Linked DNA regions of Homo sapiens: regions 2 and 3 are each linked to region 1. The links are chromatin loops, found by intact Hi-C in ENCODE. Cell type or tissue: CD4-positive, alpha-beta T cell. All regions are shown on one strand. Links, peaks and the distances in the headings refer to the core of each region. The heading gives the core; the rest is flanking DNA.

Evidence for each region. A loop is a pair of places that touch in the nucleus more often than their neighbours do. Peaks named below come from ENCODE experiments on the same cell type or tissue, not always from the same donor. Only the 100,000 strongest peaks of a DNase experiment are listed, where the experiment ranks them.
Region 2: it touches region 1 in a loop (6-fold over the local background); 14 of 110 quality-filtered maps call a loop at or near these places.
Region 3: it touches region 1 in a loop (3-fold over the local background); 37 of 110 quality-filtered maps call a loop at or near these places.

Annotation. Positions count from the first base shown.
Region 1 is chr2:157,325,534-157,330,649 of GRCh38, reverse strand. ERMN (ermin) reads left to right here and starts at 4,826. Exons shown (of 3, transcript NM_020711.3): 1 at 4,826-5,116. The coding sequence starts at 5,008. RefSeq lists an enhancer at 4,393-4,942. In CD4-positive, alpha-beta T cell, for the core only: a CTCF peak has its summit at 2,917 (motif pointing left); a DNase peak (open chromatin) is centred at 2,919.
Region 2 is chr2:157,453,500-157,458,615 of GRCh38, reverse strand. No RefSeq gene overlaps it. Among named protein-coding and RNA genes, the nearest start is that of CYTIP, 12 kb to the right of the region's middle. RefSeq lists a silencer at 4,672-4,721. In CD4-positive, alpha-beta T cell, for the core only: no CTCF peak of the experiment used is centred there; no DNase peak of the experiment used is centred there.
Region 3 is chr2:157,490,127-157,495,242 of GRCh38, reverse strand. No RefSeq gene overlaps it. Among named protein-coding and RNA genes, the nearest start is that of CYTIP, 49 kb to the right of the region's middle. In CD4-positive, alpha-beta T cell, for the core only: CTCF peaks have their summits at 2,654 and 2,854 (motif pointing left); a DNase peak (open chromatin) is centred at 2,842.

The sequences.
Region 1 (5,116 bases), core at 1,453-3,952:
CTTAACTGTCAGCACTCTCCCTCCCAGCCTCCACTTCAGCCCATGTTGGCCACAGGGTCCTATGTTCAGGGCCACACTCTTCTCTAATCCTCACCAAATACTCAGCCTGTTTCTTCCAGTGCTTTTCTTTAAAATGATATTCACTGGATCACTAGAAGGCCAGGCTCTAGATGCTAGAGCCACAGAGATATACCTTTCCTAAGGTGTAAGAAATATTTTATATTTAGAGGGAGAACAGATAATTATCCCCTCCCCTGCCTCCAACATTGAAAAGCATGCTTCTTGTAAGATGCAGTTAAATTTTGAAATTCTGTTACATTAAACCCTTAATACTCATGAGCTACCCATAGACTTCAGTATTGGTTTCCTGGGATAAACCATTATTTACTTCAGGAAACTGTATCATTAGAATGGCAGCCATTATTCCATTCTTGGCATAAAAGTAAAAGGAAAGCATGAACATGGCACACGATAATCAATTTAATCTGATTTATACCAGGTGGCAGGCAATTATTGTTTTGTGAAATAAAATATATGGCTGTTGATTGATTTTGTTGTGTTATGATAGTCTGTATTTCTGTAACAGTTCACTTTAGCTGGGACGGCCCTTCAATTTGGAATTTTAATCCCTGAAGTGAACCAATTGGGATGATCCTGTCTCTTCAGGCTTGTTTAGGGTTGCACATTCCCTGGGTCATTGCTCTATTCCTTATAGAAAATTCTATGGGTTATTGGTAGGATTGTGACTGTTGTATGTCAGTCTGACTAGGCTAAACTAAATTTCCCTGAATTTTCTTTCCTGAATGATTCCTGAAAAAGAAACGTGAGCCAAAGTAAACATTGTTCTGTGAGCTTGGTGGGGCGGAAGTGAAGCAGCTATTTTGTAGCTGGCACACACTGCTGCCCGTCTGCTGCCTCACCTGGTGCATGGGCAGCAGCTGGGCCTGCAACTGTTCCACCTCCCTGGATCTTCCTCCAGCTTCTATGATCCTGGGCCGGGCTTCTTTGGGAGGGCATTCCAACCGCTAAGGTCAGAGGCACTGAGAGCCGACGCGGGTTTCAGTTTGCCCCCGTGTGTCCAGCTTATACCTGGGAACCCAGTTTGTTCTTGCTCTCCCCCTTTAAGTTTCTATCCATCATCCCTTCCCAACTTCCTGCCCTGCAGACTTCAGGCTCCAGCATCAAATGCAACAGCAGACATATAGAGGCAGCTTCACTGGCACCCACCATTGTGTAAAGTCAAATCCCTTCTGATTGATCAATCAATTGATCGATTGATAGATGGATTGCTCCATCTCTTAGTGGTTCTGCCTTTCCCTTCCAACCCTAATTGAAACAATACCCCTGTCCCAACTATGTAAGTCAATGTTTGTTTAAGATTGGCTTCAAGCTGCCAGGATCAACATTTTTCTTTTAAATGTATTTCTTGTTTTTATTCAGTGCTCTGTGACCATCTCTTAGCCATAACATTAGCTTGTGGCTTGGCTTTTCACATATGATTAAGATTAAAGATCAAGATTTTATGACTTTTCCCCAAATCCTGATTCTGGACCTAAGATAGCCTTAACATTAAGCATTTGGTATTGGACAAATGGAAAGTGAATATTTACATAATTTTATTTTGATTCTTTATATTCTTATATGAAAATCTTTTCATTACCTTTTTTTTGGCTTTAGATTTAATAATGGTTACATTTGTACAATGTCCTTTAGCATTAAGAATAATAACTAGGGGCCAGGTGTAGTGCTTTATGCCTGTAATCCCAGCACTTTGGGAGGCCAAGGCGGGTGGATCACCTGAGGCCAGGAGTTCGAGACCAGCCTGACCAACATGGAGAAATCCTCCCCGCTACTAAAAATACAAAAATTAGCCAGGCATCAAGGCGCATGCCTGTAATCCCAGCTACTCAGGAGGCTGAGGCAGGAGAATCTCTTGAACCTGGGAGGCAGAGGTTGCAGTGAGCCGAGATTGTGCCACTGTACTCCAGCCTAGGTGACAAGAGCGAAATTCTTCTAAGGAAAAAGCCACAAGATCCAGTAAACTACATAAAATAAAACAGTCATGTTTCATACAGTGAACATTCTGCAATTGTATTTGAAGTAAGGATGATAGTGCAAATTCTAACATACTTTCTAAGTCATAGGTTGTTACAAATAATGGGAGACAACTTACCTCTTTATGAACAAAATAGCCTATGTTTTATCTAGTAGTTGGATAGACTCATCTTGTTGCTAAATGTGTCTCATGTTGCCGTCTACTTGTAGGAAAAAATAATACACGTTACAAACCATTTACCCGACCTCCATTATTCCCTAGGGCAGCATAAAAGCATGTTTTTAAATAAATGTAAACACATGGTTAGCCAAGGATGACAGAACTCTGGATCATTTCTCTATCTTTCCAAAACTGAAATAATTTTAAGGCCATAAAAAATGTCACAGCATGGTTTTAGAAAGAAGGCAATCCAAAAATAAAGACACGAATTCCCATAAAAGCTAGGCTATGGGTATGAGGTGCCCGTTGCCATGGGGTAATAGAAATCTAGGAGTAGGAGAGACAATGAATCTGAACTGTCTCAACTTTGCTATGTCCCTGGATTGAGGTACTTGGCAGCCCCGAGGGAACGGAGTGATTGGAGGCATGACCTTTGGAGCTAATGTATTTCTGTACTCCTGTGTTTATCGCAGGGCATTTGGTTGAATTAGTGCCACTTCCTGCCCTAAGGATCTCACAATCTAGTATGTCCCCATTTGTTCCTAAGCTTGGTCTTAGTTTCTGCATTCTCCCATATGATTCCACTCAATATCTTCTCAACAGTAAGCTTGTAGTTGAATTTCTTGGGAGGACGCTCCCAGAACATCATCCTCAGCAGCTGCAGGGTGTCTCTGGGGCAGGTCTTGAGACTGCCTTAGGCTCTCTGCTGCCCTCTCCTGGCCACAACTGTCTCTACTGCCAAGGTGCTAATGCCGAACCCCTGTGGGATCTCTGGTCCAAGGAAACATCTGCACACAGGCCAGGGATGGCGCTTAGCTTCATCTGTGCTGCAAACTCTCATCAGTAGGCTTGCTGGCTCTGTGACCTTACTAGCTGAACTCCTTAATCTCTCTGCACTTCATTTTTCTAGTCTATAAAATGGAGATAACAACAGCACCTACCTCAGAAGACTGTTATGAAGAGTAAGTGTATTACTATTTATGAGTCAATTAGGACAGTAGCTTGCACATAATAAGTGTGATATGAGCGTTTGTTAAAACAGTTAAACAATCAAACAAACATAGAATTAGAGTGCTGACTAGAGAACAGCTGGTGATGACGCGGGAGGGAGATCTAGGATCTATTAGAGATGTCTTCCAAGGACAAGGGAGAGGGGATTATACAAGAGTGAGGTGTTGTCCCTGATATAGACCTGAATGGGCTCAGCCCTAGACACACTTTTAAAGGTGATATGCTTACTACAACTCTTCAACACCTATTCTTCTTCTCTTTAAAAATGATCTGAAATTTATTCTCTTGGGGATAAAATTTATTGTATATATTATATATATAATATAATTCTTGTTATGTATGTGTATATATATAATTATTTGTGTATATATGTGTATATATATAATTATTTTTATTGCGTGCTACTATTCCAAGCCAGATGCTAAGTGCTGGGGACACATGTAAGCAAGTTAAACTGGCCCCTCGCCAGATGAAACTTAGTTTGCAGTTGGTGAAACAGACATTACAGAGATAATTGTGCAGTTGCTTATTTAGTTACAACCATGAAGAATACTCTGAAGGGCAAAGACAATGTGTAACAGAGTCCTGTCCTAATCCTGGCGGTTAGAGATAGTGTAGTTAAGGAGATGATATTTAAGCTTAAAAACAGAACTTAGGGAAGCTGGTCAGCCCAGGGCTTGGGCTTGAGGAAGAGAAGGGCATTTCACATAGAAGGAGCTGTGTGGGCAAAGGCTCTGGAACCATTTTGTACTATGAGAAATCCAAAAAAGAAAAAGATTTAAAAAGGAAGGGGTGGTCAGTAGCAGTCATTTAACATAATCACCTGTTTCTCCCAAGGGCAGATTGCATTGGTCCTCTACATTTTACCAGCATTGTGTAATATCAGTATGGAATAGAAAGGATTGTAATTCTGATTGGGGGAGGAGAAACCTTCATGGCGATAATTTTATTAGGGTTTTAAAGGATCGGCTGGGCTTCAGCAGACATAAACTAGAGGATAAGAAGCTATAGACTAAGTAAATTACTCTGAAATTATAAAACTTTTGGTATTAGCAAGTTGGTAGAATTTGTTTATTTCATAGGTCCCTTCTCCAGCCTGCTGGAAGCACACCATCAAATCTGCAGCCAGAACCATTTACAGTAAAGTTGTCCTGTTTATAGGTTTTTTCCATAAGCTGTTTTATTTTTTAATAAATAAGAAACAATGCCATTGTCCTTTACAAAATAGCTGAGGTTTTACTTGAACAAAATCTGTTTGGAAATGTTAAGCTGGTTACACAGAACTAATATGCCTCAAGGTGGTCATTCTCTCTGGATTAAAGCTGTGGGACAATTGTGGCTCCTGTTACAGGGAAAATTACAATGGGCCATTATGAAAAGGGACAAAAATCTCTGTTCCCAGAGGGGGACTGACAAGCTGAAAGTCCCTCTCTACATGCCAACACAAAAGCCTGATTGCTTCAGATTGTTTGTTTATGTAAATCAAAAGGATGCCTTTAACTCTGCCAGGGAACTGGCAAGCAACAAAGAAGGTGGTGATTGGCTGGATTCTTGCTCATGGCTCCTGGCAGATCTGACAAATCCTCTTGCTTTTGCTCTAATCTCTGTCTGGATACTTTTAGGAAAAGAACCTTGTTATTATGTACTAAAGTGAATAATTTGTGCTCTTAGAGTAGGAGTTGGAACTATAGGACTTGAAGGCAAGAGCAGGTATCTTATCAAGGATCTACTCACTCAGTTTCCCTAAAGCTCTCTCTCCAGATCGGATTCAACCGCACATCATGACAGATGTTCCGGCTACATTTACCCAGGCTGAGTGTAATGGGGATAAACCACCTGAAAACGGTCAACAAACAATCACTAAAATCAGTGAGGAATTGACTGATGTGG
Region 2 (5,116 bases), core at 1,677-4,176, 130 kb before region 1:
TTTAGCTATTCCACAATGTATATATATTTTAAAACATCATGCTGTACACCATACATATATACAATTTTTATTTGTCAATTTAAAAAATCAAAATCAAGGGGGTAAAAAATAGAAATGGGGAGAATGGGGAGGGGGTTTTAGAAAGAGAGCTGTTTAAACAAAGATACAGAGATATGATAATGCTAGATGAATTGTCAGGAGGAAGGCTGTCATATCTTGCAGCAGGAAGCCAATATATTTAGACTAAAAGCTAAGACTGAAAAATTAGGTACAAATTAGATTGTAGACGATTTTGAATGCAAGGCTAAGAAGTTTAAATCTAAATCAACAGTTATGGGAACTTGACACTATTAGATAGGAATAGTTTGGTTGGGAAGACCATATACGGGAGACCAGTTGCCATCTATTGTGTTGTGTTGAGGACTGAACTTTGGGCCTCAACTAGGAAGCTGCTGGTGGTCATGGAAAAGAAGAGAGAGATATCAGACATTCCAGAGGCAGAAGTAACAAAATGAGAAGTCTAACTGAAAAGAAAAAGAGAAGTCTGAGACAAATGAGATGGGAGCTGTGTACCCTACAGGATTGTCCTGGTGAATCTTGTTCTTTCTCTACTTCAATGTGTGCATATCTTGGAGCATGGAGTGGGCTGTGCAAAGCACACTCTTCATTCTGAATGCTCATCTTCTCCAACTTTACATTTCTGAAATCAAGATACGTCTTACCATCTATGGATGTGTTTAATATGGAAATTTTTCTTGAAAGGCAGTTAGTAAATCAACAGTACATATTTTAATTGATGGTACCTTATCATCAAAGAAATAAAGTGTACATTATTGCTGTGTTTGGGTTTTGCTTTCAAAACAAAGTTATTGTTTTGGGTTTTGTTTTTCAAGCAAAATTATTCTATAGTCTTGCAATTAAGCCAAACAGCCTAGAATGCATAAATTACATTTAAATATTAAAGACACAGTAAATATTATCCAACAAACACCTACATTGCCCAAAGTAAAGAATCACTGTAAAAATAAGTCAACTGTCAGAGCTTTGGGCAGATTATGAATGTATTCATCAAATGTTTACTGATGAGCTCTCATGAAAAAGCCACTCTTCTAGGTGCTAGAGGGACAGAAAATAAATGAGAAAAGAATTCTGTCTTGGAGGTGGAGCTCCCAAGAAGAAAAAACAGGTATACATAATTTTAACAAGGCAAAATGTGATTTATCATAAGAGAGATCCCCAAGTTGTGCTTTGGATTATTTGAAGAGGGGATGCTCATGTTTGCTTGGGAATATCAGACGAGACTTCAGGGAAGATGTGGCATTTAAGTTGGGCTAGGAGAGTGGGGAGAATTTCTGTAGCTAGAGGTCAGAACCTGGAAAGGACCATGTTTGTTCAGGGAACACAGCAGTCCAGAGTAGTTGGAGTGTAAACCATAAGCAATAACAGTGATAACTGTAGGATGCATTTGCTGAGCAATTACTATGTACCAGGCACTGTTGTGTTTTACTTTGTGATATGCAGTGTTATTGGTCCCATTTTACAGATGAGCACACAGAAGCACAGTTAAATAACTTGTGCAAGGGGCTAAGAGCCCAAGCATCACCAGTAGGCTTTACTTCTTTCGTAAGCAGGACACATGTAAGAGCACGCACACAGTGATGTTCAGCTATGAAAGAATGCTGAATACAGGTCAGGGGAGGTGTTGCAAACTTATGTTAAAGAGTTTGAAGTTTATTCTATAGCCAAAGTGACAGCATTATCTAGATTTGGAACACTATGTCACTATCATCATGGTGTGTATAGTAGAATTGAACCATAATTGTCTTTAGTAATATGGTACCAGGAAAGTGTAGAATTGAACCATAATGGTCTTCAGCAATATAGTACCAGGGAAGTGTAAATTGTGTGTCAAATTCTAGCATCTTTCAGGGGACATTTAAACTCCTAAATTTTCATAAGACTTTGCATTCTCAAAGACCTTTTCTATTGCCTATGTCATTTATTTTGATTCTCATAATGATGTGGCATTTCTTCCTGTATTGGTTATAAGGGGAAATGTACCCCAAACTGGCACTGATTTTCTCAAAGCTCTATGGCTGACAGGTGGTGGAGCCAGGGAAAGAAACAAGGTATCTGGAGCCTGGATAATTGCTACTGTCTTCTGCTTAGTCCTTGGCGCTTTCTTCTTTTTACTGGTTTTGTCTCAACAATCCCCCTTTTTACAATCAGAGGTGTAAATGAGCATGTGTATGAGAACTGATAGGTTTGCTTGACACTGCAAGTCAGTTCTCCTAAGCAGAAGATAGTATTCTTACCAAGCAAGAGAAGTGGACCATTCTCTGGCTGACATTAGCAGAAGCAGGAGGTCAGGTGTTTGTCCCGTAGCTTCTGTACATTTCCGTTGATGAGTAGGGAGCAGTCCTAGCTGGCTACCTCTGGAAACTCAGTGTCTGGCTAACACGGTGAAACCCCAAAATTTATTTTCTTACAGTTCCAAAGGTTAGAAGTTAGAAATGGAGGTGTCACCAGGGCATGCTCCCTCTGAGACTCTGCACAGAAGCCTTGATTCCCTCTTCTCTGCTTCTTGTGGTGGCTGTCAATTCTTGGTGCTTTTTGACTAGCAGCTACAAAGTTTACAATCCCAAATCTGCCTCTATCATCACATGGGGTTCTTCCTGTGTGTCCATCTTCACATGGCATTTTAATCTTCTTATAGGACACCAGTCATATTGGATTAGGGCCCACCGTAATGACTTCACCTTAAAAAGACCCCATTTCTAAATGAGGTTACTCTTACAGGTACCAAAGGTAAGGATGTCAACGTATCTTTTTAGGGGGACACAATTCAGTCCATAAAAGATAGAACCAATAATTGACAATCTTCCTTTTATTAAGGTTAGCTATATACTTGTCATCACTTTCTCAAGATTGTAAACTTCTTAGGCGTATGAGCTGAGCTCTAATAGAAGAAATACTTTGATCCTCTTTGGTAAATCCATAGTATTGTTAGAATTATTGTTTTAATTGTAATCACACAAAACCTTTTTTGTCAGTCTCTATCTTTCCTACTTGATTTTTTTCCCCATGAGGGCATGGATCTGGCTCATTTTTACATTCTCACAGGGTTAGCACAATTAACAGGAGACAGTATTGCAGAGTGGCTAACCTTCTCATGTTTGGAAAATGATGATATGGTTTCTAATTCTGGCTGTTCTGGGTCTTAGCTGTTAACCTTAGGCAAGTATGTTGGCTTCAGAATCCTCATCTGAAAAGAATGATAAATATCATACTCTTCTTACGGTTTGTATGAAATTGGAAACATTTTGCATATTGCCTGTTATTATAAATATATACTCAGTAAGTGCTTGCAGAATTGAATTCAAGGAGGCCAAGCAGTCTAGTCATAGTTCTGCCATTAAATTACTCTATTCCTTTGAGCAAGACTGCCATCTTTTCTGAGCCTTCATTTGTTTACCTGCAAACTAAGGGAGTAGATGAGATGACTCTAAGATCCCTTCCAGTCTGTAAATTCAGCTAGTGTCTTCTTAGGACTTCAATAATACATATACACACTTACATATACACATATGTATATACATATACATATATACACATACATATACAGAAATAAATAAATATATGAGATATATATATATATATATATATATATATATATATGCAGTCAGTCCTCTGTATCCATGGGTTCCACATCTGTGAATTCAATCAACAATGGATTGAAAATATTAGAAAATAAAAATGGATGGTTGTAGCTGTATTGAACATGTACAGACTTTATTTTCTTGTTATTACTTCCTAAACAATACAACTATTTGCATAGCATTTACATTGTATTAGGTATTATGAGTAATCTAGAGAGGATCTGAAGTATATGGGAGGATACGCATAGATTATATACAAGTACTACATTATTTTATATAAGGGACTTGAGCATGTGTGGATTTTGGTATCTGCAGGGATCTTGGAACCAATCCCCCACAGATATCAAGGGATGACTGGAGATATACAGATGGAGAGAGAGAGAGAGAGAAAGAAAGAGAAATATATATATGTATTTGATATATATAGCAAACCAATATATACTCGATTCTATTCTTTACTGAGGAGTCTAACAAATAGTATGGATTTATTAGAGGGCTATATTGTTATTGGTTTCTCTCCTGTGCTTACTACCCTGAACTGTATATATTTGACTTATGTCAATTAAATAAAATTTGAGAAATGTTTATGGCTGCCTATTATAAGTCAGGCTCTGTGCTAGGTTATGGGCACCCAAAAATGACTGGTATACTATTCCCTGTGTTACATTTGAATCTCAAAACAATTGAGGTTTCATATCTTTTTTTACAAATTGTAAACAGTCAGGAAAAGAAATAAAATAGAGGATTCTGGTTTTCTAAGAAGTTACCTTACTGATCTTCTGTAGTTCCTTCTGCTACACACACACACACACACACACACACACACACACACACACACACACATAACTTTCTAGACTCTGAAAACAAAAGTGGAGAAGGTGAGGATCATTCCAACTGTTGCTTCCTATTGGCCTTTCTCTGCCGATCCACTTACCATTCTCAAAGACAAGTCCCCTATAGGGGGCAGAGCGAATCCAGGCAGCTCCAGAAGGTAAGCAGAGTGGAGGAGTGTCTATTTGGGGAACACTAAGGTGAAAGTTCTCCCTAGAGCTCGTCCATCCACATCTGGATGTGACTTATCACCTTTATTCAATGGGTTGAGTTGGGACCTCCCTAGTCGGTAATATTTGAACTGGGATTTGGAGAGAGAGAGAGAGAAGACAAATGAAACAGGCCAAGGGGAACAGTGTTTTGGGCAGAAGAAGCAGTGAGTGCAAAAGCCCTCAGGAGGAACTGCTTCCTGCTGGAGGAACAGAAGGAAGGCCAGCGTGACCAGGGTGATATGAAGTTGTAGGATCTGCTAGAACATGCAGGACCTTGAAGGATAGGGTAAGGAGTCTGGATTTTATTTGAAGCCCTGGGGAAAATCACCTAGATTTCATGCTGGTGTTTTGTTGTTCCAAGTATTACACAAAATTCCAGTCCCCAAACAGGTTTCTTGCTTTCTAAGAAGTTAC
Region 3 (5,116 bases), core at 1,677-4,176, 160 kb before region 1:
AAAAATGATGGGAGCATATTGAAAGGACTGGAAGCCAACCTAAAGGAGCTCTTGAAGGCTAAAACTGGGACAATATGGGCCAAAAAATAAATGAATTATAATCCATTGAATAAAATAAATATCTACTAATTCATACTGATGAAAACAAATAATCAAATAAATAAATAAATGAGGGAGAAAGGAGGTGTCTTCCTTACAGTAGAATTCCAAAGAGTAAATATAGAAGAAGTGGTGGAAATATAAAGTTGCCATTTGGTTAATGGCACAGTAATAATTGTTTTAAGGACAATTCAATTGGTGTTAAAACTAGTGTGCAAAAATATAATTAGAAACAAGATATTTACACAGTTTCAGACTATCTTCACTAGCTAATTACAAGGGGAAATATTATCTTTATTGTGGAGAAACTTGGCAGACTAACTTAACTAAGCGATCAAAGTTAACATCATCAAAATGTGACACTTTGACAACATGGACTCTCTATATGATGCACTGAGAAGAGTATGGTATCATTTCTGGGGTATTCTTGCCAAAAATACATGAGTTTTATTTAATCATAAGGAAATATTAGACAAACAGATTGAAGAATATTCTATTAAACAGCTGACCATACTCTTCAAAAGTGTCAAGGTCATGAAAAAGAAAAGACTAAGAAACTGTCCCAGATTGCAGAAGACTGAGTAGACATGACAAATAAATGCAACTTGAGATCCTGGATGACATTCTGCATTGAGGGTGGAGAAAGGCCTAAAGAGAGCCAGGCTGGACTTTATGCAATTGGGACAACTAGTTGTTTGAATAATTAATTAGACATGGCTGAAAGAATAATCTGGGAGGTGGTGCTGAGCATAGAATTTAATAACTCCCTTGTAGAACATTGTACTTCTCCAGTGTAACTTTTCTCAAATGATAATGACATGTCCATATCTTTTACTAGAATGTAAGCTCCATGAACACAGAGAGTTGTCACATCTATCTGGTTTGTCACTCTGTCCAAGCGCTCAATGCCTTGCCAATAAACGTGGTTTAAAACATAACCTTAATCTGTGGCTGGTTAAGTTCATGCAAGCAACTTTTCCCCTCACCTCTGCTCTGGGAGGCTTTGCTGGTTGGGTGACTCTTTTTACCTAAGAATGACTAAGGGGTTCATCCCTTTATTTAATGACTCCTTATCTTTCAGGCTCAATATAAGCCTCATCGTTTAGTCAAAAGTGTTAGGCTTTAGAGGCTAGATGGAATTCAAATTCCAGTTCCCTCACTGATCAGCCTACAGCTTAGTTTGGTCTTTCCTCCTCTCCAGGAATGGCTTCCTCAACAGTGAAGAAAGGCCTTTGAATTTTAGACCAGTGATTTTTAAGCTGTTTTTTTTTTAAATTTGTTTTGTTGTTGTTATGATTATTGTGGGTGGATTGTTTGCTTACTTGCAGATCCGCTTTCTTTAAAGGAAGTCTTTATGTAGTATCCAGAGGTGTACATAAATAATACAGGTTAAAATGGCATTGTTTTCATCTGGTTGGAGGTGGGGGGAAGTGAGGGTAGGGAAGTGGTTTTGGGGGTGGTACAAAGCCTGTCCAACTACCCATCCCTTCCCCTAATGCCACCTCACCCTGGGAGCCTTTGAGGTCCTAATCACAAACTTCTAGTCCATAGTTTGAAAAATCTAGAAGTTTGCTACAATTATTCTGCCACCTTCAGAAGCACTGTTCTCTCCTGTGAACTGTGGCATTTATCCTTGCTGTTTTCCATGTTACATTTACCATGCTACTATCTGGACTGGAAGGAATGGGATATATCTTTTTAGACCCAAGTTCTAGTACAAAACCTTCACCCAATAGTTCGCTTACTGTGAAAGTTAATTACACACATTGATTTATTATTGTCATACTGAACTAAATAAGATTCAAGGGGTAAGGGAGAAAATGACTGGGGGCACATAACACCTACCCCAAGAATTGTCCACATGCCCAGTTGCTGAAACAACCTGCTGACACTCTTAAGATTAATTTTACCTACCACCATCACTCACCAATCAGAGCTTGCCAGTCCCCCAAAACTTTGCTAGTGCCAATGAGTTTTCTTTCAAGATAACATAACATTTCTCTTTCCAGTAAAACTTCCAACCTTCTCTTTGTTCTTCAGACATACTGAAGACCACCTCTGTGTGTGTGTATAACTCATATTGCAATTCTGTGATTCCCAAATGGAACAGTGAGTTTAAAGATTCTTCTTTATATTTCATTTGACTTTGACATTGGCAAATGTTTCTTGATGATGACCACTGGTTCAAGGACCTCCAGCAACTTCCTGGAGGAGGTGGCCCGTAAGTCAGGCTTGGGGAGAAGTTGAATTAGTGGGCAGGAGGTCATTGTTCTTGATTAGTGAGGGTTATGCAGGGATGACAGACAGAGGAAGCCATGCAATGGGTAGCTCTTAAGAGTTGTTAGGGACACAGGGAGATAGAAGGTGTGGGAGTGAGGCATGGAGCCCAATAGTGGAGTAGCTCGGCTATGACCTAAGATGGCCTAAAGCCAGAAACAGAAACTATCATGGTATATCTTAAATTAATTCCATAGTGTAGCATCCTCAGCAAGATATTCCAGGAAGGTAATGGGAACTGGCTAGTTTCCAGGTATCTTTAGCTCAAACAAAATGTGAGCAGCCTCTAAGGCAAAACTTTTCTGGACATTTCCAAGGGTACATCCCACATTCCCTATTTTCAGCACAAGCCTGCACTGTATTTCGGATCCAGGTGAGAAGATGATGATTGCTCCAGTGCAGGAACACTGCACCAGGCAACTGCACTGGCTTGGCTAGAGGCACTAGCCAGCTGCTGACTGTTGGTGGGAGTATCCTGCCCTCTGCTGGATTTGGCGGGAAACATGAATTTGCATTGCCTGCTAAAGAATTAAGGCTGAAAGCTTTTAGAACTGAAAATAAATATTTGCTTGTGTGTTGATGAGGTTTAATTAACTTGGGAATGCATTCCTTAAATGACATCGGGATTCTCAGGTAATTTCCAGGTGTCAAGGAAAAAAAATCGTTTTATATCATATACAGACCTCCTGTTCAGTAAATTTGGGTGCATAATATAAAGTGCCAGCATTTTGTTCTGTAAAGAATAAAAGTTGCATCTATAATAATTCTTAAAGTGTTCACATAGTGTTGTAATTTGATGAAAGAATAACAAGAGTGCAGTTAGACTGTTGGGGTTTATATATTAATTCTGCAAGATACTGAATCTCTCTGAGACTCGGTCTCTTTATCTGTAAAAAGATGCCATACTCATCTTGAAGGGTTGCTGTGAGGATCAAGTGAACTAAGAATATTTACAGGAGCACTTTACTATGCCCACTAAAAGTATGTGGTTTTAAACATACATGCTATTCACAGGTTAAATTATTGATTTCCCTGTTTATTTTGAGTAAAACTGAAAAACAGACATCAATGTTTCAAATCTAGATAATGACAGGACTCTTCCTAAAATACTGAAAGAGATCAGCAGCCCCTAATTTTTGCAAGAGCCTTTGAAGATGGGACAACTTTTTACTAAGTAGTATTTATCTCCAATTGCTGGTCATTCTGTTCTGTGCAATCAAGAGAAATGTCTCTATTTCTCACTTTCATAAAGAGAAAAATGGCAGAACCTAATTCTAAGGATAATGTTTTCCAGCAGCCATTGCCTTGGTTTCCTCTCCTTCTTTTCTCTTTTTGATCCTTCCCTATCCCTTTATTCTGTTCTCTTCCTATGTAAGTTGAAATCAGAAATAAGCAGTTTCAGCTGGCATTGTCATTGCTGTTGATGTTTAGCTGTTTCTCATCCTCCTGTAGAAGTTCCACAGGTATATAGTTTTCCCTTCAGTGCTATTATATTTGGAGTAGATAGAACATGGCCCAGGCTCTGAAGTTTTTTGCCATCTAAGGTGTGAGAAGCTGAGTAATAATGGTATTATTAATGTAGCACCTCTCTAATAAAAATAATAGATCTGTTTTCAACTTAATAATTTATTTAATTGATTTTATTCTCTTCATTAACAGCTCTGCTTAATAAAAAGATTTTTTAAAATCCAATTTGTGCAACCAGCTGAAGAGTAAACCCAAGTAATTGATCACCTTGCCAGCCTCAGTAAATGCTATATTGATGTGTTTTAGGAAATCCACGTTCAACAAAGATTTATACTAATTGCTGAAGATAAGAAGGAATAAGATATGATCTCTATACATGATATATTTTGGGAAGAAATTGGCTAAGAAGATATCATGTGCTCTTGAAGAATGAAGTTTTTTAAGTAGAAAAGGTGGGTGTGCGTGTGTGTGTGTGTGTCTGTGTCTGTCTGTCTGTCTGTCTATTGAAGCTGGGTGGGGGCAGGCTTCAAGACAGAGGGTACCAGGTAAGCATCACATACTGTTATGAAAACCTATGCTGTGGCCAGAGTGATAAGGAGGATGAAGATGAGGCTGAGGCTGGAAAGGTACTTTGGGGCCAAAGGAAGGTGCTACTTAACTGCTAAGATGTGGAGCTTGAATTTCATGGGGTATGTGTGTTAACCAATACATTTGAATGTTGGATCAATATTATACCTCCATCATATTCTGGTTCATCAGAGAAGTATTTTTTAGGGAGGAATGTTGGGTTTTAAGTGGCATTATAGTTCTCTACAACTTTAAAAATATATGTAAATTTCTGAGTGAGAACCACAACAGCCTCTATGTTCAGTCCAAACTAGGGTGGGTTAGTGATTCCCTGTGTAACCCAGGGTTCCAGGTTTTTGGGTATGCACTGTGAGGAAATCCCCACTTGTGTCTGTTGTATCTTGAGTTCTTATTTCAAAAATCTCTGGGAAGAAGCTCAGCCCTGGAAAAACTAAAACTGGCTGGATCCAGAGATGCCTGAGTTGGAGAGGAACTTTGGCCAACTCTCCTCATTAACCATAGTAAGAAACCTTGCTCAGGGAGAAGTTTATTTGCCATTTTCTGTACATGCAATGTATGTAGAAGCATGATCAGCAGGCGACTGCACTGCCTTTATGCCACTTCCACATACAATGACTCAGCTAACCAGCCTAGTACAAGTCCTGCTTTTACTGTTGTTCCTGGAGGCACTGCTTTGGGAAACTAT